Linked DNA regions of Homo sapiens: region 2 is linked to region 1. A link is an interaction called in ENCODE POLR2A ChIA-PET data of the cell type or tissue named here. Cell type or tissue: OCI-LY7. All regions are shown on one strand. Links, peaks and the distances in the headings refer to the core of each region. The heading gives the core; the rest is flanking DNA. Region 1 overlaps CDYL (chromodomain Y like). Region 2 overlaps RPP40 (ribonuclease P/MRP subunit p40).

What was found. Peaks named below come from ENCODE experiments on the same cell type or tissue, not always from the same donor. Only the 100,000 strongest peaks of a DNase experiment are listed, where the experiment ranks them.
Region 2: POLR2A ChIA-PET joins it to region 1 with 8 read pairs; 9 of 35 experiments call an interaction of 5 or more read pairs at or near these places.

What each region holds. Positions count from the first base shown.
Region 1 is chr6:4,785,460-4,794,121 of GRCh38, reverse strand. The region is part of intron 1 of CDYL (chromodomain Y like); the gene reads right to left. Among named protein-coding and RNA genes, the nearest start is that of CDYL, 13 kb to the right of the region's middle. RefSeq lists enhancers at 4,854-5,398, 6,649-7,177. In OCI-LY7, for the core only: CTCF peaks have their summits at 3,242, 3,441 and 4,700; a DNase peak (open chromatin) is centred at 4,741; H3K4me3 peaks cover 1,073 bases; H3K27ac peaks cover 572 bases.
Region 2 is chr6:4,987,768-4,996,429 of GRCh38, reverse strand. RPP40 (ribonuclease P/MRP subunit p40) reads left to right here. Exons shown (of 8, transcript NM_006638.4): 6 at 10-208; 7 at 345-479; 8 at 1,154-1,713. The coding sequence ends at 1,352. Among named protein-coding and RNA genes, the nearest start is that of LYRM4-AS1, 12 kb to the left of the region's middle. In OCI-LY7, for the core only: no CTCF peak of the experiment used is centred there; no DNase peak of the experiment used is centred there.

The sequences.
Region 1 (8,662 bases), core at 398-8,397:
CCTCCTGGATGATTAAATGCACTCATGGCTCTAAGAACCAAGTGTACTACATGGATAACTCCTAAAATTCTCTCCTGCCCTGAACTATAATCCTGTGTAGTTCACAGCTGCCCAGCCGCTCCCACTAGATGTCTAAAAGGGATCTCAAACTCGACACATCTAAAATCCAACTCCTAAATACCCACCAGCCCTCCAGGGCAATAAAGTCAAAGCTGCACCCTACACATGAACCCCCATCTCAGTAAATGGCAAGTCCACTCTAGTTACTCAACCCCAAAAACTCCAGGTCCCTTCTATTCCTTCTCATTCCCTCATATCCGATATCCATCCATGGGTAAATCCTGCTCAGCAATACCTTCAAAATATCCCCGAAATGCAATCACTCCTTACTACCTCCCAATGTCACCACCTGGGTTTCAAACCACCATCATCCTTTGCCTGGATTATCCTGCCAGCCTCCTAGTTGGTCTCCCGGCTTCCTTCTAAGTCTCCCTCCAGTTGCCCAGATAGCATCTGGCATAAACTTTAAAATAATTTAATTTTATTACATCATTCCTTCATGGCTTCCCATCTTACTACAAATAAAACTCAAAGTACTTCTTAGCACATTTATGAAGTCCTACAAGTACCCCCAACCTCATCCGCCATTCTCTCCCTTGGTTTCCAGAGACACTGGCCTCCTGCCGGCCTCACTCCAACCCCAGTCCCAAATGTTACCCTATCAATGAAGCTCTCCCTGATTGCTTCACCTAAAAATAACACCACCCCCACCAGCCACTAGCACTCCGATTCTCACTAGACTGTTGCCACCACTAGAATAAAAGCTCCTTGAAGGTGGGCGGGCAGTGGCTGAGCGGTCATGCCCGCTGCTATATCTCCAGTGCCACAGATTAATCCATGAACGCGATGCAGTACCAACCCCAGTTCAACAGGGTTTCTCACGTAATCAACATGATGATTCCAGGGTGTAGATGGAAGAGCACACCACCATGAGGAGAGAAATTTGCCAGAAAAAAAGAACACAATGAAGATACCTGGAAGGACGAGTTTCCAAGACTTACATAAAGCCATGCTAGTCAAGCCAGCATGGTATGAATCAGGAAAGACAAATACCAATTGAACAGAAGAAACTGCCCTACACATGGATGGAAACATCTATGACAGAGGTGGCAAATAATGGGGAGAGATGGTCTATTTACTAAACAGTGCCTATGGATTATCCACATTTTAAAAATAAGTTGAACCCCAAGCTCAGGCTACACTGTAAAAACAAACTATAGGTAAGTGAAAGTTCATACTGTAGAAAGCAAAATATTTAGATGAAAACACAGCAGACAATGATCTTGGGGTAGGAAGGATTTCTTAAACAAAAAACGAAATGAGAGAAGCCAGGCGCGGTGGCTCATGCCTGTAATCCCAGCACTTTGGGAGGCCAAGGTGGGCAGATCACTTGAGGATAGGAATTCCAGACCAGCCTGGCCAACATGGTGAAACCCTGTCTCTACTAAAAATACAAAAATTAGTCGGCCATGGTAGTGTGTGCCTGTAGTCCCAGCTACTTTACTCAGGAGGCTGAGGCAGAAGAATCACTTTAACAGGGAGGTGGAGGTTACCGTGAGCGGAGATCATGCCACTGCACTCCAGCCTGGGCAACAGAGTGAGACTCTGTCTCAAAAAAAAAAAAAAAATTTTTTTTTAAATAAAAATTTGACTACATTAAAATGTCAGATTTAATTTGGCAAGTGAAACATAAATGTATTATTGATTTTAAAAAGGACAAAGCCATATATCAGAAGATATTTCCAACGTATATAGTAGCAAAGATTAGAATCTATTATATACCAAGATCTCCAACAAATCAACAAGGAAAAGGCAAAATAAAAGTGATCCAATGATGTAAAATGTTTTCATATAAAATTCTACAATTCCTGGCCAGATGCAGTGGCTCACATCTGTAATCCCAGCACCTTGGGAGGCCGAGGCGGGTGGATCACGAGGTCAGGAGATCGAGACCATCCTGGCTAACATGGTGAAACCCCGTCTGTACTAAAAATACAAAAAAAAAAAAAAAATTAGCCGGGCGTGGTGGTAGGCGCCTGTAGTCCCAGCTACTCGGGAGGCTGAGGCAGGAGAATGGCGTGAACCCAGGAGGTGGAGCTTGCAGTGAGCTGAGATCGCGCCACTGCACTCCAGCCTGGGCAACAGAGCAAGACTCCGTCTCAAAAAAAAAAAAAAAAATTCTACAATTCCTTCCTATTAACTTATATTTATCTTCTACTAAATACCATGCATACGATTCTGTGTTTATGAAATAACTGTTAACTGTATACATCTACTCTTCTGTCCAGAATGGTCTTCTGTGGTTCGTAGTAGTTAGACCAGGGTGGTAGGGCATGGGACTTTTTTTTTTTCTTTCTTTGATGTTTCTTTGCTCAGTAAACACGCACAGGGCCCTTAAATTATATACGTCCCACACTAAGGTAATGAGACCATGTAAATGCTAGAAATTCAGAGGGCCTGTCTGCCAAGTGGATGTCAGCTAGTTCAAGCCAAGACGTCAGAGGCCAAACTCTCAGTTCAAAGAAGCTGTTGACAACACAGAATATCCTCAGAACTTTTTCTCTTTTAGGACTGCCCTCCAACACAGTTTTTTGAATATGCTCTATGGTGCCAAATCTTCACTCCCTAATTGAGAAACAGATTTTGACGTGAACTAAAGTACTTCAGTACTAGAAGTCTAGAGAGTGAGGTTGATGATACATTGTAAATCAAAAGTGGTTTCTCACACACAAAATGAAAGGTCTTCGTTAAAAATTTCATCACTAGGGCCCAGCCCTGTTCCCTCCACCTCACTGATTCTCAAAACATCCTGATTTCCACATCTCTCTGAGCCTATGGAATCGGTTATACAGTGAACAGTGGTATTGATGACAAAGATCATATGATGCTTTCTTGATTCTTAGGAATGTCAATGCTGGCCACTGTATATGAGTCTTCATGTTGGGTTTTGGAAAGCTTCCTCCCTTAATGTATTCTCCAAAGACGTTACACTTCGTTCTGTTTCTCTAAGAAACACTAATAACAGATATTAAATCATCAGTTTGTACCTACCTTTGGGGTCTAATTTTTTAAAAACTCAAATTCTCTTCCAAAGTGAGCACTTGCTGATGTTTGTTGGACCAAATTTTCAGTTAGCCTACTTGGACAAATCCAATCTCTGATATTTTCTCTGTTTTTATCAATCTTTTGTGCTTCATTACAGATACTTGCTTAACTTGAAATCGTTGATGACAGTCAAAAATTGCTTTCCATGATGATGCATTAAATACATTCTTCCTGCAAATTTGCTTAACCTCGTACAAAGCTTATTCATTTTCTATTCTGTAATTAGTCACTCATTTTTGGGTCCATACAAAAGATTTCCAAGGTGCTGTACACAGGAAACCTACTGGCTGCCTTTGAAATTACAGGTAATTAGCTGAGCCTTCCTATTCTACTTCCATAAGCTACATTACAAAATGTCATTGCTTTAGTCAAGTCTGCTCTGTGTTCTGCTTAATGATCCCATGTATGATGACCAGGGGAAAAGGCAGATGAGGAACTCAAATGTCCGCCTACTTTCCAAAAGCGCTTCAGAAATTCTCCTAACTCTAGTCCTCATACCAAGAAAAATGAGTTTGTTGTTGTTAAGGTCACTAGTATGTGTCTTGGAGAAAAATAACATCTAATGTTCTCAAGCAAACCCAAAACCACAGCAGTAACACCTCCTGAACTCTGACAAGCTTTTATACAGCATGCAAAAGGTCACTTACACATAGTATTAAGTCCCATTGTTAACTGCTCACTATACATTTGTTAAGTAAAAAGCTGTCTTCGTATTTAAAAGGTTTCATTAGTACTTTATAAACTCAAGGCTTTCAAATACCACCACCCTTAACAAACACTTACTGAAAGAGTAAATAGCTTCTTGCTAATACAGCATATATCCAAAAGAGATAACTGAGGAGAACAGCAAATCTTCCTATATGCTTGTTGCTTTTTATCATTATCAATATCCACACAACACCAGCCTAGCAAAACCCTGACAGGATGATGTCCTCAATGATGTACAGCAGGAGAGAAAACCCATTCTCCAGCAAGGACAAATAACCCACAGGGAAGGGGGAGCACAAAGGCATAAAGGGCAGCTTTCTGTCGTCTGAAAGGCGATTTGTTTTAGAGGAACAGGAGGATTTTATTGTTCACCTGATGTCTTTCATTAAGAACAGGAAACTACACTTCTCTGAATGGTTCAACTCCCCATTACTCCATGGAGTGCTGCGGGGGCCCTACCCAGGGGCAGGTGAGAAGAGTAACACCCAGAGTAGGTGGGAAAGAGCCAGATAGGGCCAAAGGCAGGAGAGCTAGGGAAACAGAGCAAAGTCATTTGGGAACAACGCTGAACCCAGAGTTCAGATAACTGATTCTACAACAATTTTTAGTGGCAGGTGCTTTCTGATGCACATGGCCCCTCAAAAGCTCACAGAGCACTGCAGAGCTCCTCAAGGACTGTACTGGGTAGCAGCCATTTAAGTTTGAATCACTGGAGTTCCTGCCCACTGGGAGTGGGGGAGATGCCTAGGGCGGGGAGGCTGCCAGGGCCAGGGAAACAGAAATAAAACCGGCCCAGCAAGACAGATGTGGTGCGGAGGGCCCACCGTGCCCAGAGACACCACTAGGGGAGAGAAGCGCAACTGAAACCCAGGAGCAGCCAGGCGCGGCAGGTCACGTCTGCAATCTCAGCACCTTGGGAGGCTAAGGAGCAGATTGCTTGAGCCCAGGAGCTCGAGACCAGCCTGGCCAACATGGCGAAACCCCGTATCTACTAAAAATACAAAAATTAGCCAGGCACGGTGGTGCACACCCATGGTTCCAGCTACTCGGCAGGCTGAAGTAGGCAGATCACCTGAGCCCAGGAGACAGAGGCTGCAGTGAGCAGAGATCATGCCCCTGCACTCCAGCCTGGGCAACAGAGCAAGACCCTGTCTCAAAAACAAACAAACAAAAAACACGAAAACCAGGAGCTTCTGCATGAAGCAGTATGGCTTGGCTATTCCCGGGACAGAATGTAAAGCCAGGAGGAGCAGCACCTGGCCCGCCATGTAGCTACAAGACAGGGAGGGCTCTAACTCACATAGCTTCACCTTGAGGGACAGGGCCAGAGGCTGGTCCACCTGGCACAATGGAGGAAGCAGCAACATCCTTCATCCCAGAACAGCAGAGCAAAGCCTGCGGGGATCCTAACAGGTGGGGTGGGAAGGGGGCTGGCTGTTCGACAGGCAGACCACAAATTCCGGAGAAACACGGGTCACACTAGATATGAATTACACACTTCTGCTGCCGAATGGTGGTGGGGAAGCACAGAAAGGATTGGAATTTCCATCCTTACAGTTCCCACCCCAGTGACCCAGGAGAGTGAGGGCTCAGGAATATGGTGGGGGAGGGGTGGTGTTTCAATCTTTGAGAGTTCCTGACCCACCTTCAGGGCCTAGGGACGTCCTTATTTGCCCCAAGGGTTCCTTTTCAAACTCTAAGGGAAGCACTTTTCTTCACAGAGACCTGCTCCACTACTGAAAAGCCTTTTTTTTTTTTTTTTTTTTTTGACAGAGTCTCACTCTGTCACCCAGGCTGGAGTGCAGTGAGGTGATCTCGGCTCACTGCTAACTCCACCTCCTGGGTTCAAGTGATTCTCCTGCCTCAGCCTCCCGAGTACTTGTGACTACAGGCACCACCACACTTGGCTAAATTTTTGTTTAGCAGAAACGCGGTTTTACCATATTGGCCAGGCTGGTCTTGAACTCCTGGCCTCAAGTGATCCTCCTGCCTTGGCCTCCCGAAGTTCTGGGATTACAGGCGCCAGCCACTACACCCAGCCTGAAAAGCCTTTTTAAACAGTTCACCAAACCCCAAGTCATGTCCCTTTCCTGCTACAGAAGTGAGCCACTGGAGACCCAAAAGAAGGACCCTGACCTTTCCTTTCAGTGGAATTATGACTATAAGACTCGAATTTCGACCAGGTGCGGTGGCTCACACCTATAATCCCAGCACTTTGCAAGGCCAAGGTGGGCAGATCAGTTGAGGTCAGGAGTTCGAGACCAGCCTGGCCAAAATGGTGAATCCTTGTCTCTACTAAAAATACAAAAATTAGCCAGGCGTGGTGGCGCACACCTGTAGTCCCAGCCACTGGAGAGGCAGAGGCAGGAGAATTACTTGAACTGGGAGGCAGAGGTTGCAGTGAGCCGAGATCGTGCCATTGCCCTCCAGCCTGGGCAACAGAGCGAGACTCTGTCTCCCAAAAAAAAAAAAAAAAAAAAAAAGACTTGAATTTCAGAGCAGCCTGTCCGCACCTCCACCTGCATGTCTTTGGTCTCCTTCTCTCCCAGCTGCCTTTCTGTCAAAGGTGAGGGGGCAGCGTTGCCATGAAGCTGCCCAGCTCAGACCCACGATTTCTTTTCTGTTGACTTTCGTTAGGTTCCTGGGCAAGCTGAATGTGTCTGGTCTCAGCACTGAACTTCTGCCAAGGTATGAGCACGCACTTCCACAGGACCTCATTTCCATGATCTTTTCAACATACTCTATACAGTCACTGCAGCCTCTTCATTTTTAAGCAGCCCCAATCTAGAGCTACTTAGGAAGGACTGAGGAATGCACATTTAGATATGTATCTATCAACCGAATCAAGATTTTTTCAAAAAGCTCATTTACGAGCAGAAACCAGTGGTGTCGCAGGATGGCGTGCCAAATGATTCTGGGGAAACTCTGACTCTGACTCGTCTAGGTGCACTCTGAAGGAAGGGCACAACGAATCAGTCTAGTTAGCACCTCCCTCAAACACACACTCCTACTTCTTTGCATCCCTAAAGGTGCTAATAAAATAATCACTCGCCTCTTGCTTTAAGTTCAAAAGCTCATCTGCATATGAGAGAGAAGTTAGAGGACTAAGAATCCCAGAAGTCTGTCCTGCTGGGAGAGTTGGCTACACTCTACCTCACGTGCCTGGGGTGTAAGACAGTTGAGAACTTCCCTCTGGACTGTGCAGATGAAAAGCCAGGTAACACAAACACAAGTGGGCAGCCATTCTTCTACTTCCCAGGCCAGAGCTCTGCAGGGCCACCAGCAAGTGCAGAAGCCAGGGTCAAGAATCAGGACAGGAGGAGTGAAGCCTCAACTCGAGGGACCTGGCAGATGGCTGAAAATCAGGTTAGAGGGACACAGCTGGACATGCAGACAATAACACTCAGGAAAGAGGGAGGAGAAAAAGGGTGGAAACTTCCTGGAAGACATGGAGTTCTCCAAGGGTACTTTGGTCTAGCCCATAGACAGAGAGGAGTTATGAAGCAGATTGGTCCTCATTCCAACAGGGACCCTACAAATGCTCCCACAACCAGCTCAAGGCAACAGCACAGTCACTTTTTTAAAGTACAGAGAATAAACAGCGAGACTCGAGATAAAAACTACTAGTGCACCTTCTCTTGAACCCCTAGCAGTAAGATGACTGCAGACAGAAAACAAGTATTTTTAATCTTTATTGGTTAAAAACAATTACTAAAACAAACTTTTTAAATTTTTTTTGAACTACTTAATTCAAATCTTATTTACATTTCACCAGATCAGCTAATGCCTCCTTTACCCGGCATCATTATGGAAGGTAACACAGTCCGTCTCTGCTTCTGAAGCCAGAGTACACACACACAGCAAGAGACCAAGGGCACACAGGGCCACTAATCCACAGCTCAGCTTCCTGAAACATCAGCCTAAATCAAGGATCTCTGGAGAAGAGCTCCTTGGTAAATATGTTTAAAATATTTCATATTGAATCCCAAAAATTGTATGGACTACATGGTTAATATCATAAAACATGTAAGGTAACTTGAGATTTCAAACAACAGGTCAGGCTTGCAAAGGCCATTTCCTCCTCCCTCCCACCTCCACCTCCTTAGGAGAATTCCTGCTGACTCCTCTGCCGTCTGGAGAACTTGGGTGGAAATGACCATAAAATTTATGTTTAAGTTTACCATAAAAGTAGACTTAATTTTTTCGCTTACACTTACATAGCAACACTTTTTAAAAACTCTTCTTGATAGCTCTTTGCAACATATGCCTTTTCTTTCATAAGCATGCCCTTCACTTGCTCTAAGGGGCGCAGGACTGGCCCCACGGAGCCTGTCACCTCAAGACTTGGAGTGCCATCACCAGCTACCCTCTTCAGCGAACTTCATGAACAAACTTATTAACGTCAATTCACCTGCCTCTGGCAGAGCCTTTTCCTTTACCAAATAACCTGTTTCTAACATGCTAAAGGTGCCAGTCAAGTCCAAGTACATAATGCCTAAAGGAAATGTCAACAGTCTCCAAGAGAGACCCAGAGCTGTTGTCCAGTGTGCATGGGGTGGTGCATCTTTTTGCAAACTAAGATGACTTTTTTTGTCCTGGTTCTGAGATACACTAAAGAGCTGGGATATCCACATTAGTTACATGCTATTAATAAAATAAGAAAAGCTTCTGTGTGCAACTATGTGATGCCTTGAATTCCTAAACAGTAAACTACTAATGAAAAATGGGTACAAGTGAAAAACGGATACATTTTAACCAAAGAACATTCATGATGTGCAGTCAACATTGT
Region 2 (8,662 bases), core at 374-8,373, 200 kb before region 1:
GTTTTTAAGGTTCAGAAGAATCGACAATGATGTCATATTTTTCCAAGTACCAAATTCAGGAGCATCAGCCAAAAGTAGCACTGAGCACGTTGAGAGATCTCCAGTGCCCAGTGCTGCAGAGCAGCGAGCTGGAGGGAACGCCAGAGGTGTCCTGCCGGGCTCTGGAGCTCTTCGACTGGCTCGGCGCCGTCTTCAGTAATGTCGACCTGTGGGTATCTGAACTCCCTGTGTCTTCCAGGGCTCTGGCCTGCTGCTTGTTTTTAATAGGAGTTTAATACTTTGGAAGTGATCATGTGATGGATATACATGTGTTATCTCTCTCTCTTTTATTTTTTTGGTGACAGAAATAATGAGCCTAATAATTTCATATCAACCTATTGCTGTCCTGAGCCAAGCACAGTGGTGGCAAAAGCTTATTTGTGTACAATCACTGGCTTCATACTTCCAGAGAAGATCTGTCTCCTATTGGAACATCTCTGGTGAGAACTCTTTACCTTTTATATCGCTCATCAGTGCTCTATAGAACAGTATGTCGAATAGTATAGATTTTTTCATTTTGGGAGGTGGTATATAAATAAAATGTACATTGAAAGGAACTCAAATCGCCTATTGCAAAGACCGTACATTGAGTATAATCCTATTTAGTAAGCATATCTTCTCAGTCTTCCCTTTTGAAATGTCAGATTTAAGTCTTGAAGGTTTTCCTTTTTAAGCCCAACATCCTTTTTCACATTTATTGGTTTAGTACTTTGACTTTCTTCGATAGGAAGGCTGGATATGAAAAATCTGGTGAATTATCCTGCAACGTTTCAGTTAACTGAGACTCTGAGAACAGTACTCTTAATAGGAGGGAAAGGATCCTTAAACGCCTGTGGGGTTTTTTGTTTTGGGTTCTTTTTGTCTTAAAGACCTCCCAGAATGAGGGTGGGAACAGCTGAGGTTTGTTTCATGTGTTGTATATTAGTTAATCCTTATGGAGTTCACAGTGTGACATCAGGAACTTATCACACACCTCTTGATTTTCAAAAATTAAAGCTAAGATCTAAGCTTTATTAGAATATCAGAAATACTACTTATCCTGAATAAATTTTTTAAAATGCAGACATTCCTAACTCTCTTTTAAAACTCTGTTTAACAACTACCTTTTTTTCAGTCACTACTTTGATGAACCGAAGTTAGCTCCATGGGTTACACTGTCCGTTCAAGGCTTTGCAGACAGCCCTGTTTCTTGGGAAAAAAATGAACATGGTTTTCGAAAAGGAGGAGAACATTTATATAACTTTGTGATTTTTAATAATCAGGACTATTGGCTTCAGATGGCTGTTGGGGCAAATGATCACTGTCCACCATAAAAAATAAAAATTAAAAATCGTGTTTACTTACATTTACGCTTGCTTTCAGATTTCTTAATGGTAAAAGGTCTGTGTGTCCACTCAGGCTTGTGTGATGGTGACATTTCTCAGATCAGCATTTGCTGGCATCCTGCCCTGCACCTGAGACCCATCTGTGATGGCAGCAAGGCCTGCTGTCCAGTGAATAGCTCATAGTTGATTTCTCTCTGTCAACATAAGCACAGGGTTGTGGGTTACTATGTGGTACACTGGGCCAGGATGTCCAGGGACCGGGGATATTGGTCCCCATCTCACTCCATTGGTTGAGATATATTTTGTTCATTACAACTTTTTCAGATAATAAAAAGAAATCTCATCCTTACCAGGGCCAGTCCCTGTTGTAAGTGCTGTTTATATATTACCATGTTAGAATCTCACACCAACCCTTTGAGGAAACTGAGGCACAGTGTGTAAATACACTACCGAAGTTATAGTGGCAGTGGACCTGAGACTTGATCTCAGGCCAGCCTAGTTCCTAAGTGTGTTCTCACGCTAATGCCTCTGGATCAGAGAGGGATCAATGGATACTGTAAATCGTTACAGAACAGGTTGAAAGAATTTTATTTCCAGCAGTAAGGCTGATAAGGACCAGTTGAAAACAACTAAAACTTTAGAATACATATGAAGAACCATTTTTTTTTTATTATACTTTAAGTTTTAGGGTACATGTGCACAACGTGCAGGTTAGTTACATATGTATACATGTGCCATGTTGGTGTGCTGCATCCATTAACTCATCATTTAACATTAGGTATATCTCCTAATGCTCTCCCTCCCCCCTCCCCCCACCCCACAACAGGCCCCGGTGTGTGATGTTCCCCTTCCTGTGTCCATGTGTTCTCATTGTTCAATTCCCACCTATGAGTGAAAACATGCGGTGTTTGGTTTTTTGTCTGAAGAACCATTTTTTTAATGTAAAAAACAAGAGCTGCAAAATAAGAGTTCTTAAAGGGAAAAAAAAATTTTTTTTTTTGTAAATGGAAGCAGAAACCCAAAGAAGTAAGTGGAGTACTGACGCCACTTTTCCGCCTTAGTGCATCTGCCAAATGCCAAATTGAAGTTTTCTTCTCATAGCCTGGGGTGGGAAGGGGCTGCAGAACAGCACACAAAGCTCAGGGCCTGCCCAAGGGAGGAAAACTAACAGGAGACCTCATAAAGTGAGACTCCAAAAGGATAGATGCAATGTAGGGGTAAACTAGGAATAAATCCATCTGCTTCACCCATCCCCCCAACCCCTGTGAACAGCAAGGAAGATTTCTGTCCTGGGGGAAAACATCTTACTTGAGAGCCTATATATAACCACAGGATTTATATATAACAGCAGTTTTTAGGGTGGCTTGTTTGCACCACCTGGATAGTCTTAAAAAATCTCAAGAGGGAAATTTCAAGTGATAACAGGATTTTACTGCCTTACAGGTAACTGGCAGAAGCAAAACAGATTGTCTTTGGAGGAACTCGGAGAGTTTCAAGGAATGTAAGTTCATAGAAAAAAATCACAAGTGTAAAATAGACAAGAACCAGCAGAAACAAGGGGCAGAAGCAGGCCGTTAAGTCTCAGAAAGACTTAAGATGTTAAAGTTAGCAAGCACATCCATAAAGTATGCTTTATGCTTACAGAAATAAGGAGGGTTAAATGGCATGAGTATAAGAACAACGAAGCAGATTGTAAAAAGTGCCAAACAAATCTAGGAATGAAAAATATAATTGAAATTGCAAATTCCACTGGTTGGTTTAACAGCAGACTAGACGCCACTGAAAATAGAATAATGGATATGAAGAAATTAAGATCTTTTCAAATTTGCAAAAGCTGAAAGACTGTCACCCACAGGTCTGCACTGCAAGAAAAGTTAAAGGATGTCCTTTGGGCAGAAGGAAAATGCCTGCCTTCTGAAGGAAATAAGCACTGGAAATAGTAACAACATGGGTAAATGTAGCATTTATTATTTAAACCTCTTTAAAAGACAGTTATTTAAATAAAAGTCATAGTGTAGGATTTATAATATATGTAAGAGTAAAATGGATGACCACAATAGCTTGAAGATTAGGAGAGGAGAATCATGCTATTGTAAAGTTCTCATACACAAGGTGACGTGCTACCATTTGAAGATAGAGTGTGATAAGTTACAGATATGTGCTGTAAACCCTAAAGCAGCTGCTAAAATGACATACCAAAAAATCATACCTATTAAACTATCAAAAGATAAAATGGAATTATTTTAAAAACTTGATTCATCAAAAAGAAGACAGAAAAAGAGGTAAAAGGGAATAAAGAACAGTTAGGATGAATCGAAGACAAGTAGCAAGATGAGAGACTCAACCTAAGCATATCAATAATCACATTAAATGTGAATAGTGTGAACACCACCAATTAAAAGGCATAGATTTTCAGACTGGATTGAAAAAAACATGACCTAATTATATTCTGCCTACAAGAAATGTACTTTAAATAGAAAGATACAAATACTTAAAGGATGGAAAAAAGATATGCTAACACTAGTTACATGAAAATTGAAGTGGCTATATTAATCAAAATAGAGCAAAAAGTAATTCCCAGCATATTAGTCAATTCTCGCACTGCCATAAAGAAATATCTGAGACTGGGTAGCTTATAAAGAAAAGAGGTTTAATTGGCTCACATTTCTTCTTCTTCTTTTTTTTTTTTTTTTTTTTGAGACAGAGCCTCCCTCTGTTGCCCAGGATGGACTGCAGTGGCGCAATCTCGGCTCACTGCAACCTCCACCTCCTGGGTTCAAATGATTCTCCTGCCTCAGCCTCTTGAGTAGCTGGGATTACAGGCATGCGCCACCATGCCTGGCTAGTTTTTTTTTGTTTCGTTTTTTTGTTTTTGTTTGTTTTTCTTTTTTTAGTAGAAACAGGGTTTCACCTTATTGGCCAGGCTGGTCTCGAACTCCTGACCTCGTGATCTCTCCACCTCAGCCTCCCAAAGTGCTGGGATTACAGGCATGGGCCACCACACCTGGCCTAATTGGCTCACGTTTCTGCAGGCTGTGCAGGAAGCACAGTGGGCATCTGCCTGGCTTCTGGGGAGGCCTCAGGAAAACTCAATCATGGCGGAAGGTGAAAGAGAAGCATGGCCAGAGCAGGAGGGAGGGGTGTGGGAGGTACCACACACTTTTAAACAACCAGATCTTGTGAGAATTCTATCACTAGAAGAGCACTAAATGGGGGAATCCACCCCCATGAGCCAATCACCTCCCACCAGGCCCCAACTCCAACACTGGGGATTACAATTTGACATGAGATTTGGGCAGGGACACAGACCCAAACCGTATCACCCAGGATTAAAGAAAGTTATTTCATACTGACAACACACACCTCATAACAAAGCTTCAAAACACATAAAGCAAGAACAACTAGAACTTCAAGGAGACATAGATCAACCCACTATTATCAGACGTTAATACCCCACCCTCAATAATTGACAGAACAAGTAGGCAGAAAATCAATAAGAATAATAAAGTAGACTTCAGCAATTTTATCAATCAACTTGACCCGATTGACATTTACAGGACATTGCATCTTACAATAGCAGAAAATTTTTCTTGAGAAAATGGAGAAACAACTCAATTTTGTTTCTTGAGAAATAACTTGAGAAAAATTTTTAGCTGTTCAAACAAAAATCATAGTACGGGATTTATAATATATGTAAAAGTAAAGTGGGTTAAGAGTTTTTCGCAAGTACACATGGAACATTTATAGAGATGGACTACATTATAGACCATTTAAAAAGTCTCAAATTCAAAACATTTGTCACATAAAGTATGTTGTCTGGCCACAACGGAATTAAATTAGAAATCAATAGCAGAAACTAGAAAAGAGAAAAACTCAAAGTAAGCAGAAGAAAAGGAATAATAAAGGTCAAAGTGGGACTTAATGAAATTTTTAAAATAGAGAAAAATGAATGAATCAAAATTTGGGGAGTTTGGGGGGGAAATTTTTTTAAATTGAGAAATCTCCAGCCAGGTACATATATCAGGGAAAAAAGAAACAAGACACAAGTTACCAATACTAGGAATGAGAGAGGTGGCATCACTGAAGAGCCTACAGATAGAAAAGGATAGTAAGGAAATATTAGGAACACCTTTATAGCAATAAATTCAACATAGATGAAATTGACAAATCCTTTGAAAGGCACAAATTACCAAAGCTCACCCAAGAAGAAGTAGATGATCTGAATAGCCCTATATCTGTTAAAGAAGTTGAAATTACAGTTTAAAAACATGTAACGAAAATCTAGGGCTAGGCGTGGTGGCTCGCACCTGTATTCCCAGCATGTTGGGAAGTTGAGGTGGGAGGATCACTTGAAGCCAGGAGTTCAAGGACAGACTGGACAACATAGCGAGATTCCAAAAAAAAAAAAAAAAAAATTAGCCAGGCATGGTAGCACATGCCTGTAGTCCTAGCTACTTGAGAGGCTGAGGCAGGATGATTGCTTGAGCCTAGGAATTGAAGGCTGCGGTGAGCAATGATCACACCACTGCACTCCAGCCTGGCTGACAAATCAAGGCCCTGACTCAAAGAAAGGGAGAGAAGGAGAGAGAGAGGAAGAAATATTTTCCACCTCATTATCTGAGGCCAGAATTATCCTAGTGCCAAAATTATCCTAGGACCCTGGCCAAACAAACATGCTACCAGGAAAGAAAACTACAGATCAACATTTCTCATGAACATAGGGTAAAATTCTAAGCCAGTTTATCAAATTGAGTCCTACAAGATAAGAAACAGGTAATAAAACATGATCAAGAGGGAATATCCAAGGAGTGTAGGGTTGACTTAACATTTGAAAAATCAATCAATATAATTCATTGTATAAACAAGCTAAAAAAGAATAATCATATAATCAATCAATACAGAAAGGCATTTGACAAAATCCAGCATTCATTACTGATAATCAAGAAGGTTAGGAATAAACAACACTTCTTCAATCTGATCAAGGGCATCTACAAAAACCCTACAGCTAACATCACACTTAATTGTGAAAGACAATATTCCCCACCTTCCCAACGTCAGGAACAAATCAGGGATGCCTGCTTTTACCGCCTCTGTTCAACATTGTACTGAAGGCTTTAGACTGTGCAATCAGAGAACAAACAGAAATAATGGACATCCAGGTTGGAAAGAAAGAAAGAAAAATGTATTCACAGATGACATGATTATTTATGCAAAATTCAGCGGACTCTACAAATGAGCTACTAGAACAAATAAGTGAGTTTGTCAAGGTTGCAGGATACAGAGTAGTGTACAAAAATCAGTTGTATATGGTAGCAATGAAAAATTGATAATTGAAACAAAAAATCAACATTTGCAATCACATAAACAATACTACCTTTGCAATAGCATAAATACCTGGGATAAGTCTGACCAAAAAAATGAGAAAAATACTGTACACTGAAAACTACAAAATACTGATATGATAAAGAGACCTAAATAGATGATATACCTTGTTCATGGGTCAGAAGACTCAATATTGTGAAGATGTCATGTCATATTCCCAAAATATAGATTCAATATAGATTTAATACAATCACAATCAAAATCCCAGCAGCCTATGTGTGTGTGTGTGTGTGTGTAAAATGACAAACTGATTCTAAAATGTTTGTAGAACTTCAAAGGACCTAGAGTAGCCAAACAACTTCACAAAAGAAGAACCAAGTTAGACGACTAATATTACTAGATTTTTAAGGAGTTATTCTAAAGCAACAGTAATCAAGACAGTGTGGTATTGACATGAAGGATATACCAATAGATCAATGATATAGGATTTGTGTCCAGAATGTAAAGTACTTTCAAAACTCAGCAATAAGAAAACAAACAAACCAAATGGAAAATGAAGGAAAGACATCAACAGACATTTTACCAAAGAGTCCACTTAAACTGCAAATAAATGAGTGAAAAGATGTTCTAACATCATTAACCATTAGGAAAAAGGCAACTTAAAATCATGATATCACTAACTCCTATTAGAATGGTTACAAAGGCAAATTAAAATCATGATATCACTAACTCCTATTAGAATGGTAAAAGATAGTGATAACATCAAATTCTGACAACTATGCTGAAAAACTTTATCTCCCGTATATTACTGGCAGTAATGTATAATTTCACAGCCATTCAGAAAAATACCTCCCAGTTTACTTATAAAAGAAAACATGAAATTACCATATGATCCAGTAATTTCACTCTTGGGCATTTATCCTGGGAAATGAACTTATGTTCACACAAAAACCCATACTCAAATGTTCATAGCAGCTTTATGTGTAATGAGCAAGACCTAGGAAAAAAACAAATGTCCTTCAGTGCGTGAATGGTTAAGCAAATTGTGATCCATGAAATACTGCTTAACAATAAAAAGGAGCAAGTTATTAACACACCCAATAACTTGGAAGGATCTCAAGGGAATTATATGGAGTGAAAAAAAACCCAGACCAAAAAGTTACTATTGTATGATTCCATTTATATAACATCCTTGAAATGAAAAAATTGTAGAAATGGAGACCAGATTAGTGGTTGCCTGAGATTAGGGATGTTGGGGGTGGGGAGGGGTCAGTGTGGCTGTAACAGGGCAATAAAAAGGATCATCATGGTGATGGAACTCTTGTATATCTTGACTGTGGTTGTCAGTACATGGACCTACACATGAAATAAAACTGCATAGAACACACTCCACCGCCGCCTCTGACACACACACTACAACTAAGGAAATGTGAATCAGGTCTGTGGATTGTACCAGTGTCAGTTTCCTAGTTTTGACAATGTGCTACAGTTATATGAGATGTTACTACTGGAGGTATAAAATGTTACACAGGACCTTTCCGTATGATATCCGCCACTTCCTCTGAATGTATAATTGTTTCAAAAGGTAAACACAACTTTAGGAAAGAGAAAAGGTGATAGGAGGAGGGAGGCCCATATAGGTATATGTAAATTGCTGTCCTGACTCAAACTTCCTTGCAGAATGGATGATTCCTGTGGATTTATTACAATATTCAAATAAATAAATGGCCATGCACAGGAACACTGATGAAAATGGGTCAAAATCAATGCAAAATCACAGTGGTTATTCCAACCCTGTGCACTGAGCCTGGAGGAAGTCTACAGGGGGTGGAAGGGAATGAGGGTGGGTGGATGTCTTCAGTAGATGGAGTTAGTCCTGGATTTCCTGAGGATGAGAAGCAACTGGGAGCATAGCAACAAGCAAAACAGAAAGAAGGCAGGTAGTGCTCAGAACACAAGGCTGCAGCATGAACCGC